2 separate regions of the Homo sapiens genome follow, and region 2 is linked to region 1. Evidence: chromatin contacts called from ENCODE Hi-C or POLR2A ChIA-PET data. All regions are on one chromosome and are shown on one strand. Each heading gives the region's core, a stretch centred on a gene start or an enhancer-like site at or near the end of the contact. The rest is flanking DNA. Distances are from core to core; before and after follow the strand shown. Region 1 has its middle 99 kb from the start of IPO5. Region 2 overlaps FARP1 (FERM, ARH/RhoGEF and pleckstrin domain protein 1).

Evidence for each region. A loop is a pair of places that touch in the nucleus more often than their neighbours do. ChIA-PET counts read pairs that join two places held with the same protein, here RNA polymerase II (POLR2A). Pooled maps may share reads with other maps.
Region 2: a loop to region 1 is called in a pooled map, with 3 times the contacts of the local background. The contact joins two enhancer-like sites. A Hi-C loop is called at or near these places in 2 of 168 maps with a recorded cell type or tissue (HepG2 and IMR-90), 1 of 37 single-sample maps with no recorded cell type and 1 of 50 pooled maps. POLR2A ChIA-PET finds 5 or more read pairs at or near these places in 3 of 52 experiments (AG04450, GM12878 and activated T-cell).

The regions. Positions count from the first base shown.
Region 1 is chr13:97,851,014-97,858,299 of GRCh38, reverse strand. No RefSeq gene overlaps it. Among named protein-coding and RNA genes, the nearest start is that of IPO5, 99 kb to the left of the region's middle. RefSeq lists enhancers at 1,484-1,583, 1,604-1,723, 1,754-1,823. Within about 2 kb of position 2,184, at least 4 of the 41 ENCODE cell types and tissues checked have a DNase peak (open chromatin) inside an H3K27ac peak, as active enhancers do.
Region 2 is chr13:98,212,828-98,219,789 of GRCh38, reverse strand. FARP1 (FERM, ARH/RhoGEF and pleckstrin domain protein 1) reads right to left here. Exons shown (of 27, transcript NM_005766.4): 2 at 6,377-6,570. The coding sequence starts at 6,547. Among named protein-coding and RNA genes, the nearest start is that of MIR3170, 7.8 kb to the right of the region's middle. Within about 2 kb of position 5,334, at least 18 of the 41 ENCODE cell types and tissues checked have a DNase peak (open chromatin) inside an H3K27ac peak, as active enhancers do.

The DNA of each region.
Region 1 (7,286 bases), core at 935-3,434:
TCAGAACCTTCCAGGGGACTGAATCCCCTGATTCCATGGCAGCCCTTCCTCCTTCCAGGCCTGCTGGTCAAATAATGCCTCTCACTGTACACATCGTCTGTACTCTCAATTCCCCACCAAACTCCCCATTCCTTGAGTGACCATGTTTGAACATACTCCTACTGGTGGTGAGTTCTCCCAGAGTATGTCGGACCGAATCATAGTGTGTAACATTGGCGGGGAAACCAAGGGAAGAGTATTTTGTTTGATGCAGGTCATGTAGGGTGTCAATGGAGTGTGGGCTTCGCAGCCACATGCTCATGATCCTGCCTCTCTACTGACCAGCTGAGTGATCCTGTCCAAGAGGCTTCATCTCTCAAAGCCTTGGTTTTCTCATCTGCACGATCTGGAGAATAATTCCTGGCAGTGTTGTTGTAAAGCTATTTTAATTTCTGTTGTATAGTCAATGCTTATTTTTGCTCAGACTATGGGAATTCTGCAGTTGAAAGGGCCCTTGGAAATCGCCTGTCAATCCTGTCACCATGCAGATGTAGAAATGAGAGGGTTTGGTTCCAGGAATTAGTCCAAGGTCTCAGCTAGCCAAATTAAGAATTAGTTTGCAAAAAATTTTTTAATGATATATTTTATGGTAGAATTGGCTATAATATCCCATAGCTCATCCATGCAGCAATATGAATTAATTATTAAAGCAGGACTATTGCTCCAAAATCTATCAATTAGAGTACTGGGGAGAGAAACTGGGTACTCACATTTCTTTCATTTATTATCTGTGCAACAGTCACTTAATCTCTCTAAGACTCATTTTGGCATTAAAAAAGGCATTATGATAAGTTCTTTGCCGTCTGAGTGTTACTCTGAGCGCTATTGATGCGTTATTTCACAAACTTGCAGCACACACGTGGTCTCATCATCTCTTAAAAAATGAAAACTAACCCAAGATCATTATTAAAATTTTTTTTAGAGGCGAGGTCTGTCTATGTTGCCCAGGTTGGCCTCGAATGCCCAGGCTTGAGCAATCTTCCTGCCTTAGCCTCACAAGTGGCTGGGGTTACAGGCCACACCACCACACCCAGCTCCGAAGTCATTCTTGACTAGCAGAAAGGCTGGTATCTCCTTCTTAGGGCTACCTGCTCCCCCAGTTGTTTAAAAACTTGAGGGTTATAGTGTCTAAGGTGGGAGGTGGTAGGGAGTTGGGTGGTGAAGCCAAAGTTTAATCAGTTCGCCGTTGCCACAGCTCCTCCTTGCCACACCGTGTCAATGTCAGAGCCACCTCTAAGTCCCCCAGGGACTTTCCAGAAGTTAGGGAGGAATGCCCGTCTGGGCATGCACAGCCCTGTGGACTCTTTGTGTGGCACAGGAAATCTGGGCAAGATCTCAGCTCCTACTTGCTTCTGTGAGCCTCACGTCCAACATCCCAAGTGGTGGCCCTGGTAGGGAGGACGCCTGGTCCAGCACCATCTGACAGAGATGCTGACCTGGTGCAGACTGAGTTCTGTGCTCATTACTGTGGTTCTCTGAGGGAGGACCCAGCCCCTGCCCTCCTTGTGCTCCTGAGTTTACAGCTTTCATAGCTCAGCTGTTTCACTTCTTCTGGCGGCCATTCCAGGAGGCAAGAGACACCTGGGGAGCACCTGTGTCATCTCTTCCTCCTCCTTGGGGAACCACAAACTTCACCGTCAGAATACAGAGGGCCTGAGTTCTGCCCCTTTGGTAAATTCTAGGGCCAACAGCCCTTCTTCCAAGGGCCTGAATACCTACAGGAAGGCCTCCTCCTGAGAGTGCTGGTGGGACTTACCCTCTTGATATTGATACAAGTAGCTCCTAGAACATGCTATGACTGAGCAAAACCAAAAAACCCAATGCAAATTAAAGCTCCTTAGAGCCATCTTGATACACGTAGGCATCATATCGTATTAGATATTTAAAAAAAAATCTGCAGTTAATGCTGTAAATCAGGTGGAATGTGAAATCAGCTGGCGGCTTCATAATCCTCCAAGGAGCTGGACCTTCTGGGAAACCCTGCAATCCTTTTTTGGACTGGCTCTCATTTGCATATGAAATTGAGGGTGCTTCGACATCCTTCGAGCCGGGTTGCACAAGTCTTAGCTGGCCTCCCTTGTGACCGAGAAACAGGGGCCCAGCCTGGGGTCAGGGCCTGGAATTGCTTCCTTTGGGACTCAGCCAAGCGCAGGCCTTCCACATTAGCATTAGTGCTTTCTTCCATCAGAATTCAGCTGCCCCCCAGAGCCAGTCCCTGTGCCAGAATCCAGACAACCACTAGATCCATGGTAGATTACTGTAAACAGTAGAGTTTTTTTTTGTTTGTATGTTTGGAATTCTAGCAAGACTGACCAATTTAAAAAAACTCTCAGAGCTCAGTGAAAGCAAACCAAGGATTAAGTGAAAACACCAGCAAACAAAATCGATAAATCAGTAACTTAAAGAATGGACCTTCGAGGCCTGCTGTTCAGAGTGCTTTGCCAAGTGACGTAAGAGCCAATGACTTGAGATGCAGAAGAAAAGTTGGGAATGATTTTCCTTAGCGGGAATTCATTTATTTTGCGTGTGCGCTGACAGTGAAGGGCTGAAAGCAATGCTATATCGCCCCCTAGTGCCAAATATACGCACATTATCTATGCTGCTTGGGCTCCAACATTGCCATGGCCTTCTCCAAATAAAGCCAATGCATTTTGATGAAATCTAACTGCAACAAATCACATGTGACAGATACTAAAAACAATTATTCCAAGACTTTCCCTGGCTTCTATTTTATTTTAGTTTTTATTTCTCATCTTAAACTTTTATTAAAATATATTTGACTGATTAAAGCAAAGATAGTAACCATGTCTAACATATGTGGAAATAAAATTATTGATAACAACAGCACAAAGATCGGAAGGCAAAGATTGAATTACCTTGCTGTAATGTTCATATATTATACATTAATCCGTAACATACAAAGGAAATGATTCCAGAAAAGCATATCTAAAAGAATATTATAATTGTGAGATATTCTTTTCTAAATTTTAATTTTTTCCAGATTTATTAAGGTATAATTGACAAGTGAAAATTGTATATGTTTATGGTATAACATTCAATGTTTTGATATAGGTATACATTGTGAAATGACTAAATCAAACTAATTAACGTATCCATCTCCTCACATTCTTATCACGCTTTTGTGTTGAGAGCATTTAAGAGCTAATCTTTTAGCCTTTTTTTTTTTTTTTTTGAGATGGAGTCTCCTCTGTCATCCAGGCTGGAGGGCAGTGGCGCGATCTTGGTTCACTGCAACCTCCGCCTCCCAGGTTCAAACAATTCTCCTGCCTCAGCCTCCCGAGTAGCTGGGACTACAGGTGCCTGCCACCATTCCTGGCTAGTTTTCCTATTTTTAGTGGAGATGGGGTTTCACCATGTTGGCCAGGATGGTCTCGAACTCCTGACCTCAGGTGATCCACCTGCCTCGGCCTCCCAAAGTGCTGGGATTACAGATATGAGCCACTGCACCTGGGCCACAATTTTCAAGCATACATTGCTATTATTAACATTTGTTAACTATAGTCACCAGGCTGTAAAATAGCTCTCCAGAATTTATTCCTGTGGTCTAACCAAAGCTTGATACTCTTTAACCAACATCTTCCCGTTTCTACTTCCTCTTTCCCTGTAGCCACCATTTTACTCTCTGTTTCTATATGATTTGACATTTAACACTCCACATGTAAGTGAGATCATGTGGTGTTTGTCTTTCTGTGCCTGGCTTATTTCATTTAACATTATATTATGTCCTCTAGGCTCATCCATGTTGTTGCAAACACAAGGTTTCCTTTTTTTAGTGGCTGAATAGTATTCCATTGTGTATTTACACCATATTTTCTTTATCCACTCATCTGTTGCTGGACACTTAGGTTGATTTCCTATTTTGGCTATTGTGAGTAATGCTGCAGTAAACACAGGCATGTAGATAACTCTTTGACATGCTGATTTCATATCTTTTGTATATATAGCCAGTAGTGGGACTGCTGGATCATATGCTAGTTCTATTTTTAATTTTTGAGGAACCTCCATATTGTTTTCCGTACTGGCTTTACCTATTTATGTTCCCACCAATAATGTACAAGGGTTCCCTCTTCTCTACATCCTTGCCAACACCTGTTATCATTTTTTTTTTTTATAACAGCCATACTGACAGGTGTGGGGTAATACCTCATTGTGGTTTTAACTTGCATTTTCCTGACAATTAATGGTGTTGAGCATTTTTTTTCACATGTCGACCTTCTGATTTCTATGTCTTAATTGCACTGATCATGGAAAAGGAGTGAGAAGATCTGGGGAACTCACAATATATTTGGGAAGTTGAAATTCGATTGCATGTGAAATGGCAGGAAGTGAGCAAGAGGAGAGAAAAGTCTGGATGAGCAGGAGGGAGGGTGTCCGGAGCCAGTTCAGAAAGCCCCACCCTTGTCTTGTTTTTGGAGAAAGAAAGCAACGATTAGGGTCTTTAGGGAGAGAGAGTCTAATGGAAATTTTTAGGAAATTTTGCTATTTACTCTTCAAGGATTTTTGTTGTTTGACTTGCAATGAGTCACAGGACTAAGCTAGACCTTAAATCAGTAGCAAGCAGGCCACATTTCATTTGTGTTACACATTAAAATATGACATCTCATGCTGTTTTGATATTTTTGGTAGCTGCGTGGGTGAAGGACTAGAGGGGATAGATGTGTCAGAAGAACAGTGGGATTCATTAATAAACACTGCCAAATATCTATTGGGCCTTCCTTACATGCCAAGCACCTTCCTAATTGTGCCCTAATGGAAGAGAAAATGGAAGTATCATGGATTTCTGGGAGAAGGGGGAGTGAAATGAGATGGAAAGAAGGTTAACTGAGGTGACAAGGCCACTGATGGAAGTAGAAAGTTAATGAGCCAAGAGCCCTTATAATGGATCTCTGGCCAGTGTCTGCTTCCTCCCCTCTCTGGGACACTGCTTGATGTCAGCACCACTGCAGGGCAGGACCATTTTTTGAAAAGCAGTGTGAGTTTCTCTTCATGAGATTTGCAAATACATGTCATATTTAAGTCAAATAAGCTGATGTTTTTCTCCATGGAACTGTATTATTAGTAAATATCAAATAAGACTGTTACGTAGCTCTGTGTCAACTTTCCAGCACTTTAGCAGTCTCTGAATGGCTACTATACTGCCCATTCATTTTTCCACCCATTCACCCATCCACCCACTCATCCACCCACCAGTCCATCCATCCATCCATCCATCCATCCACCCATCCATCTACTTACCTACCCTCACGTCCATTCACCTATGCATCCATCCAACAATCTACCCACCCATCTATCCATTCATCTACCCACCCACCCACCCATTTTTCCATCAAACCATGTATCCACCTACCCACCCATCTATGCATCCCATCCACTCATCCATCTATCCACCCACCCATTCATCCACTCATTAATCGATCCTCCCATCCACCCAACCATTCATCTAACCATCTATCCATCCACCCATTTTTCCATCCAACCATCTAACCATCCATGTACCCAACCATCTATCCATCCATCCATCTATCCATCCATCCATCCATCCATCCACCCATCCACCCATCCACACTTCCACGCATTTATTGATCCTTCCATCTACCCAGCCATTAATCTAACCATCCATCCAACCACCCATTTTTCCATCCAATCATCTAACCATCCACACAACCAACCATCTATCCATCCATCCATCCATCCATACACCCACCCATTCACCCATCTACCCACCCACTCATCTACCCCTTCACCCACCCATCCATCCATCCATGCATCTTTGATTCTTCAAGTATTCAAGTATGAGTCAGGCAGTCTGTTAAGCATTAAATATTTGCTGGTGCTCAGTGCTTTGGAGGCACAGGGGCAGTTTCTCATGGTTTAGCACCATCCCCCCAGTGCTGTTCTCATGACAGTGAGGCAGTAAATTATCACGAGATCTGGTTTTTCAAAGTACATAACACCTTCCCCGCTGTCTTGGTCCTGCTCTTGTCAGGTAAGACGCTTGCCTCCACTGTGCCTTCTACCATGAGCAAAAGCTCCCTGAGGCTTCCCTAGAAGCAGGTGCTGCCATGCTTCCTGTACAGCCTGCAGACCATGAGCCAATTAAACCTCTTTTCTTTATAAATTACCCAGTCTCAGGTATTTCTTTATAGCAATGGGAGAACGGACTAATACAGGACTTTTCGTCCATTGCTTATCTGCTCTGAACCTTGGTTTGGCATCTAAAAAGCAGTGATAGCAATACTTCTTTGCAAGGACTCAATAAGGCAGTATACTCATAGATTCTTTGCTCCTAATATAACATCTATAACATAGTAGTTGCTTGTAATAATTTCTATTGCTGCTGTAACAAATTATTACACAGTTGCTTGAAACAACACAAATTTATTGCCTTATATTTCTGTAATTTAGAAGTCTCACGCTTGGCTTAGTTAGAAGTCTTCACTTGGCTCAAATTCATGTGTTGGCAGGGCTGTGTTCTCTTCTGGAAAGTCCAGAAGTGAATCAGTTTCCTTGCCTTTTCCAGCTTCTAGAGGCTGCTCACTCTCCTTGGTTTGTGGCCCCTCCTCCATCTTCACAGCCAGCAACATCACCTCTCTCTGACTTTCTTCTCTGGTCACATCCTCCTCTGACTCTCTGCTGCTTCCTTGTCTGCTTGTAAATGGATTACATTGGGCTCACTCAGATAATTTAGGATAATCTACTTTAAAGTGAGCTGATTAGCAACCTTACTTCCAGCTGCAACTTAATTCTCGTTTACCATGTGATATGGTTTAGCTCTGTCTCCCCAGCCAAATCTCATCTCCAACTGTAATCCCCACGTGTGGAGGGAGGGAGGTGATTGCATCATGGGGGGGTGGTTTCGCCCATGCTGTTCTCGTGATAGTGAGTGAGTGCTCAGGAGATCTGATGGTTTTATAAGTGTCTGGCATTTCCCCTGTTTGCACTGCTCTCTCCTGCCACCCTGTGAAGAAGATGCCTTGCTTCCCCTTCGCCTTTTGCCATGATTGTAAGTTTCCTGAGGCCTCCCCAGCCCTGTGGAACTGTGAGTCAATTGAACCTCTTTCCTTTATAAATTACCCAGTCTTGGGTAGTATCTTTATAGCAATGTGAAAATGGACTAATGCCATGTTACCTGACATATTTCCAGGTTCTGGGGATTAGGATGTGGACATCTTTGGGAAGATCATTATTCTGCCTGTCACAGTGCTCAAGATAATTCATTAGGATTA
Region 2 (6,962 bases), core at 4,085-6,584, 360 kb before region 1:
GGGGGACTGTGGTGGGAGGCCCGCTGAGCCCAGAAGGTCAAGGCGGCAGTGAGCCAAGATTGCTCCACTGCACTCCAGCCTGGGTGACAGAGAAGACTCTGTCTCAAAAAATGAAAATAAATTGGGAAACAAAATTCATTAGAAATAAAAAATATGTGGCTGGGTGCAGTGGCTCATGCCCGTCATCCCAATACTTTGGGAGGCCAAACGGGAGGACTGCTTGACCAGGAGTTCCAGACTGGACAACATAGCAAGACCTCATCTCTACAAATAAAAATAAAAATAAATTAGCCCGGTGTGGTGGCATGCACCTGTAGTCCCAGCTACTAGGGAGGCTAAGGCAGGAGTTTGAGGCTGCAGTGAGCTATGATCATGCCACTGCACTCCAACCTGGGTGACAGAGCAAGATCTTGTCTCAAAAAAAAAAAAGACTTTTTAATAAATAAATATAGACAAAGACAGAGAAAATGAACACACTTCCATAAAGGCACAGTTGCTACCAATGAGCACAAGCCCAGCTCCTGATGTCAACTGCAGGGCCACAAAGAGGAAACCCTGAGCTTTCTGAAAAGACAAACTTCGGCTCCGTCCCTTTTTCTGAGATGGAGCTTATGGAGCCAGCTCTAGAATCTGTCACCAGTGGACACCTTACTCTGAACCAGAGCTCTCAGAGAATAAGCTCCCTATTGATCTCAAACCTAGGTTTCAGTGAAAATTAAAGGAATGAAAGAACTGTTACATTTCAAAAGGTATAATAATGAAATGAAATCAATGTTTAATCATGTATGGGACTGAATTTGTAACACTCCTAATTAGGTCTCCAAGATAGCACAGGCGATTCTGACACCAGAAAAGAACCTACGTGGTCTTTTATGACATACAAACTCATTACTTTTCTCAAAAACTTTAGGTCTTCTCTGATTTCAACTTAAACTTGAATTTTCTACTAATAATGTATTATCAAGAAAATATTTCTTTCCGTCTTCCATTTCCCATGGTCAAACAGCATAGAGTTCAGCCTGGAGTGCAGCATGGAGTGCAGTGAGTTTTATGAAAACAGCCACCCCACACGCACATAAGGCCAATCACAACATTTCCTGCGGCCCGCAACTGGCATGGGACATATAAATCGTGGCATGCTTCTTCACTCTCATCACATAGCTTTCTTTAACAGTAGACACACGGTACCCACTGTGTCTAATCAGGCTTTGGGGGCCTCAAGGTTTGCTCTAAGATTAAAAACCTCTTTCCTCAAAGATTTTACCATCTGTCTGGAGAATTCACAAATACAGTCACAAAAAGTTAATTTGTCAAGGAGCATGTCAACACAGGGTCCTCACTTCCAAAGAAGGAAAGGGGTTGGGGGTAGCCTTTAACATCATCAGGCCCCAGTGCCTAATTTTGCAGATTAAAAAACTGAGTCACTGCACCAGGAATAATGAGTGCGAGGGGCAAGATTAGAGACCATGATTCAAGGTCTGATTGGAGGTGAGCTATCAGCACTGTCAGGAGAGAAGGCTGGCCTGGAGCACAAGCCTGGGAGAGGCCTGGCAGTTGGTGGGATTTTGATCAATGTGTTCGGGGTGAGGATGGCGTGGGTGTTTAGAAAGAGGTAAGAACAGGGCAGCATGGGGTGAGGATGTGGGGCGAGGATGTGGGGTGGGGGAGGGCCGGGCCAAGCTGAACAGGGACCACCTCTGTGGGAGTAGGAGGCAGAGGAAGTCCGCGAATCTCACAAAGGAGGCGGCTCTTAGTGCCCAGAAGATGGGTAAGTTGAGGGTCTGGCGGGCCGGACTCCAATCCCAGCCCCACCTTCACGCTGTGAAAACACGAGGAAGGGACTCAGAAGCTCTTCCCACTTGCTCTTTCCCTTGTTATGCTAGGACAGCACCAACTCTCGTATAGTTAAACGACCGAGCAGAACTGTCACCAGTCAGTTTCATGCACAGGCACCGCTGCGGCGTAGGATATGATGACGAACAAGAACAAGAGGCCTTGCCCTCCAAGGAGTGGCCACTCTACCTGCAAGAGGCCAACACTAAGCAGGTAAACAAATAAGAGGGTGTTCTGGCATGAGAAGCTAATGCAGAAAACAAACCGCCGAGGACTGTGGTTGAGATGAGCCATGGGAGTTGCCCAGGCACCTCCCGGTGTACAGGGCCCCTCCATGGAGGCTCATTGCTCTCTCCCAGGCTCCCCGAGCTACGAAGCCCACACTTGATCCTCAGGCAAAGGATGAATGCTACTTAAGTCTCAGGAGCTACAAAAGCTCGAGTACAGCAGTGACAAGACAGCAACACGAGAAAGTTACAAGGATCATTTCCTGCGACGACGGTCGTAGACGCCGAGTTCCCTCTGCAGCAACTAACTCCTGCCCCTGCTCTCCTGGGGGGCTTCTGGGCTTCTGCCATCGTCCACCCGCCTGCAACTGGCCACCACTCCTTCTAACCCTTCGACAGGCACTAGGTGTCTTTTTTGTCACCTGTGAGCATCTTCCCCAAGCATTTTTTTTTACCAGGGCTGCTCAAAAGAAGCAAAAAATAAAAATAAAAATAAAAAATAAAAATGGCTGTGTCTTATTTCCTCTGCTCTTCCTATAGAAACACTGCTAATGAAAATACATAAACTGAATAAACACTTGGAGAGGAAACCATCTGCTTCATCCTACTAATGTCAGTGGGAACTGTGTTTGTTTACCCGCCGGGTCACGAGGAGGGGACACAGAAAACCTTCCCAGGAACCATCAGGGAAATGGCCTGGGCGGGCATAGGGGCACCTTATTAACCCTTTCAGATGCCCAAGAGTCACTCTGTTTCATAACCTCTGGTTGGAAGAGAAAGCTGCATATATCATAAACCACAGGCTGAAGCTTATTTGCACGGTGTTTTCCACATAAAGATGAAAAAACACCATGCAAGAATTTACTATAAATACTGCGCTTGAACTTTCCACTCTGCAGAGGAAATACCTAAAAAGACAGTCCAAGTTCAACCACAGAGGTGCTTGTGGAAACAGCTACAGAATGGAAAAGATCGTGGAGCTAACTGCCAAAGCCTCCCAAAAGGTAGATCTCTTTAATAATAATTTTTTTAGGGTACAAAGAAGGACGGAGACACCATGGAGAAGATGGTGTGGTTCTTTGTTCCAGGAAGTGTTTAGGGGATTTGCATTTTAAATGACTGCTTTGCCTATAATTCCGTATTTTAAAATAAAATTAATAAGCAAAGGCCCAGGAAATTCAACCCCCAGGGAAAGACACCAGTCATCCCCAAAGGAAACTGCAGGGACTTCTGGCCACGTGCCCAGCTCAGCTGCGTGGCAAATGTGACTGAGCCATGAGAAGTCATTCACTTGGGGCACTCCATCAAAGGACGTTTCCAGGGTCAGACACTTGGCCTTGAATTCCCAGCAAAAAGTTTCACAGCAAGGTTTTAAAGCAAGACTGGGGAGCTGAGTCTCTCACAACCCTGTAGTCACCTTCCTCCCAATCCCTGATGACTGGGCCATCACAGCCAGCCCCCATGCCTTTCAGCTGCTGCTGGCCTGGCCGTGGCTGCTCTTAAACAGCATGAGGTACTGACTCAGAATCAGCTCCACCAATAAAAATGCTGATATGTGACTTTCTACAGCCAGTTAAGGAATACATCTGTTTCCCAGAGGTTAAGAGAAAGATTCTGACCAAACTAGAAAAATTAAAATATGGCCAGGTGTGATGGCTCCCACCTGTAATCCCAGCACTTTGGGAGGCCAAGGCGGACGGATCACGAGGTCAGGAGATCAAGACCATCCTGGTCAACATGGTAAAAGCCCGTCTCTACTAAAAACACAAAAATTGGCTGGGTGTGGTGGCAGGCACCTATCGTACCAGCTACTTGGGAGGCTGAGGCAGAAGAATCGCTTAAACCCAGGTGGAGGAGTTTGCAATGAGCTGAGATCGCACCACTGCACTTCAGCCTAGAGACACAGCAAGACTCCGTCTCAAAAAAAAAAAAGAGAAAAAGAAAAATATGAATGGAGGAGACATGTGAAAACGAACAATGGCATTAATTCTACTTGTAAAATAAACTCACACTCACTCTAACAGTCAGCAAACATTTAATTAGCAGCTACTATATGCCAGGTGCCATGCTAGATGCTGGGGATATAGACAGAACAGGCAGGCAGTTGGACGTGCATGTCATTACTACTATTTAGTTAAGCTCTTACTACATGTCAAGAATTGCTCCAAACACTTTGTGTCACCTCTTTTTTTATTCTCATATAGTATAAAGTCGAGTTTATTATTAGCCTCATTTTATCGATACAGACAGGTTAAATAACTTGTTCACGCTGCACAACTCTCAGTAGGAGATGCTGGGATTTGAACCCAGGCTCCCTTGTGCATCTGACAGGTATATGAGTAAAGTGGTCTGCAGGAAGGAAGAAAAAGCCCTGCTTGAGAGAGTAGGCATCCAGGTAAAACTGATAGGGCTTTTAAGAATGCACAGGAGTTTATTAGAGAGCATGAGAAAGGTTCCTTCCAGACAAAGGGCTTATAAATGCAAAGCATAAGCCATCAGAAATTATGAAGAAAAATCATTTTAAAAGATAAAAACACATTTCTATTACTACTTCTTGGGCAGGGAGTTCCTGGATAGCTGCTAAATAGTAGCTAGGAATGGGGTCTTGACTTTCTTTGGTTTCAAGAAGAACTGCAGGTGAGCACAGTCCAACGATCCCTGGAGTGAGTGCACACAAGAGCAGCATTTGCCAGTTCCACAGTCCAACCCACTCAGAAACACCGTGTAATAGAATGTGTGTGCTAGAAACCTGGGCTCAGAAGTCCTTCACAGTGCTCAACAGGAAACACTGAAACGAAACACCTCACTGAACCAGTCTGGCAACAAAGACAAAAAAGTGGGTGAGGTGGCGCACATACGGACCACGTGTGCCAGGAGGCCCAATTCTAACTGCATGGCAGGGGCTCTCCTCAACAGTCTATGATTTTAGCAGATGAGCAATAGCTTTGTTCACCAAAATACAAAGCTGTCCCAAGTCCTTGAAAGATACAAATTCCACAAGAAAATCAGAAAACACAAAGGTTGTTTGCAGTGCGCAATAAATTGGTGGTTTTAAGCATAGCTGTTCTGAGTTTATCTTTTCCTGAGACATTTAATGTTAGTTCATGTGCTCTGAGCAATGTTCTTTGAAATAAATATAATTCGCTGACTCATATCCCATAAGTGATTAAATGATGGGTTACCAACGTTAATGCCGACTACTAAATTCCAGCCCCTCTAGCCAACAGGAATGACACACAGATCATCTCTATGTTAAAAACAGGTGTGCTCCCAGAGTTTGTTTGTAAGTTGGCTGCTTGGAATTCAAGAGTTATCTTCCTCCTCCACAAACAATATTAGACATGGTATTTGATACTCCAGACAGAAAACCCAAAATACTAGATCCGAGGAGTGTTAAGAGTTCTCTGGACTGAGCCGATGAGAGGGAGTGGGCCTGCTGCTTAGCCAGCCAGACACTCCCACTTCCTCTCCTGCCGGGAATAAGATGTGCACCAGCTGCACGAAGCAGGCGGCAGCTTCTCATCCTCCCGCAGGAGCGATCTGAGGAGGAGGCTGGGAGAGGCCAGGCAGGGGCTCGGAGAAGAACAGCAGAAGTGAGGAGCACCAGAGGTTCCAGCGGCTCCAACGGCTCCAGCTGCTGAGGGGCCCAGGCTGCCGGCTCCTCCTGTGACACCTCCGGCCCCCAGGCTGCTCTGTCCAGGGCCCTGCGGTGGCAGGGCCTCCCCATCTCTAGGGCTGCCATATGGCAGGCTCGGAAGGAGGCTTTTCGATACTCCCACACCTGCCCTGTGGGGTTGCATGCACAGGCTCTCCTGATTCCCTCACATGAAAACACACGTGGCTCTTTAATGATGCTCTCGGGACTGTTCTTGCCAGTAACCGGGACTTGAGTTCGACAGCCCCCCTGCCACAAACACACACGCACAAGCACCAATGTGAGAGAGGAATTGTCTATGACCAGTAAATTAAACTGGGATCCAGCCACAAGACCACTCTTCCCTCCAGTTACATATATATACATAACATATACATATGCACTTAGATTACATATATATATTTGAATGAAAGTTCATAGTAAAATTCAAGTGCCGAGGCCACTGACATCACTATGTGGGTGGTTCAAGCATAAATCTAGACACTGGAGAGCTCGAAACCAGAACGGGTCAGCGGGGCCATTGGGGGGCGGGGAGGGAGGTGCTGAACATGCAGGACCTCCAGCCGCCTCATGTCACTGGCCATGGGAATGAGCCGAACCTCCTCACACCAAAGGCTGTCCCCTACCACACTCCTGGGTTACAGATAAGCCCCCAACTTACTGGAACTTCAAATGCCTCCTGGGTGTCATCCAGCATCTGGATTTTGATGGACACGAGTTTTCCTGAAGGTGTTGGGGGCGGCTTCTGTCCACGTTCCAAGGTACTGATCCCCGAATTTTCCGGGGCCCCCAGTCGTGATCCTGGGGTCGGCCTCTGCTCTATTTCTCCCATGATGAAAGCGGCTTAGAGAATATCTGCAGGAAGCAGTGAGAAAGAAAAACACATCAGAATAGGAGACTACCACCCAAGCTGTGTGCCACCTTGAACCCCACCCAGGTGGGCAGGGGGCTCCATCCCCTGCACAGGAATCACATATAGGGAGGCATCGGTTCACTCACAAAGTCACCTTTAAGCACTCAAGGCATGCAAATACTTTTTGCATACTTTATTCTTTTGAATAATTTTGCATATTGTTGCATATTTTATTCCTTTCTCGTTTTACAGTCTGTTCTTAATTATTCAGTGTCTACAATGAGCTAGGCTAGGCACTACTTTTTACACATTGAAGTCTGGTGGGAAGATGATAAACAGTGCCTAAACCATATCATTAGCATCCATTAATTACCTTTATGGACATAGTTACATG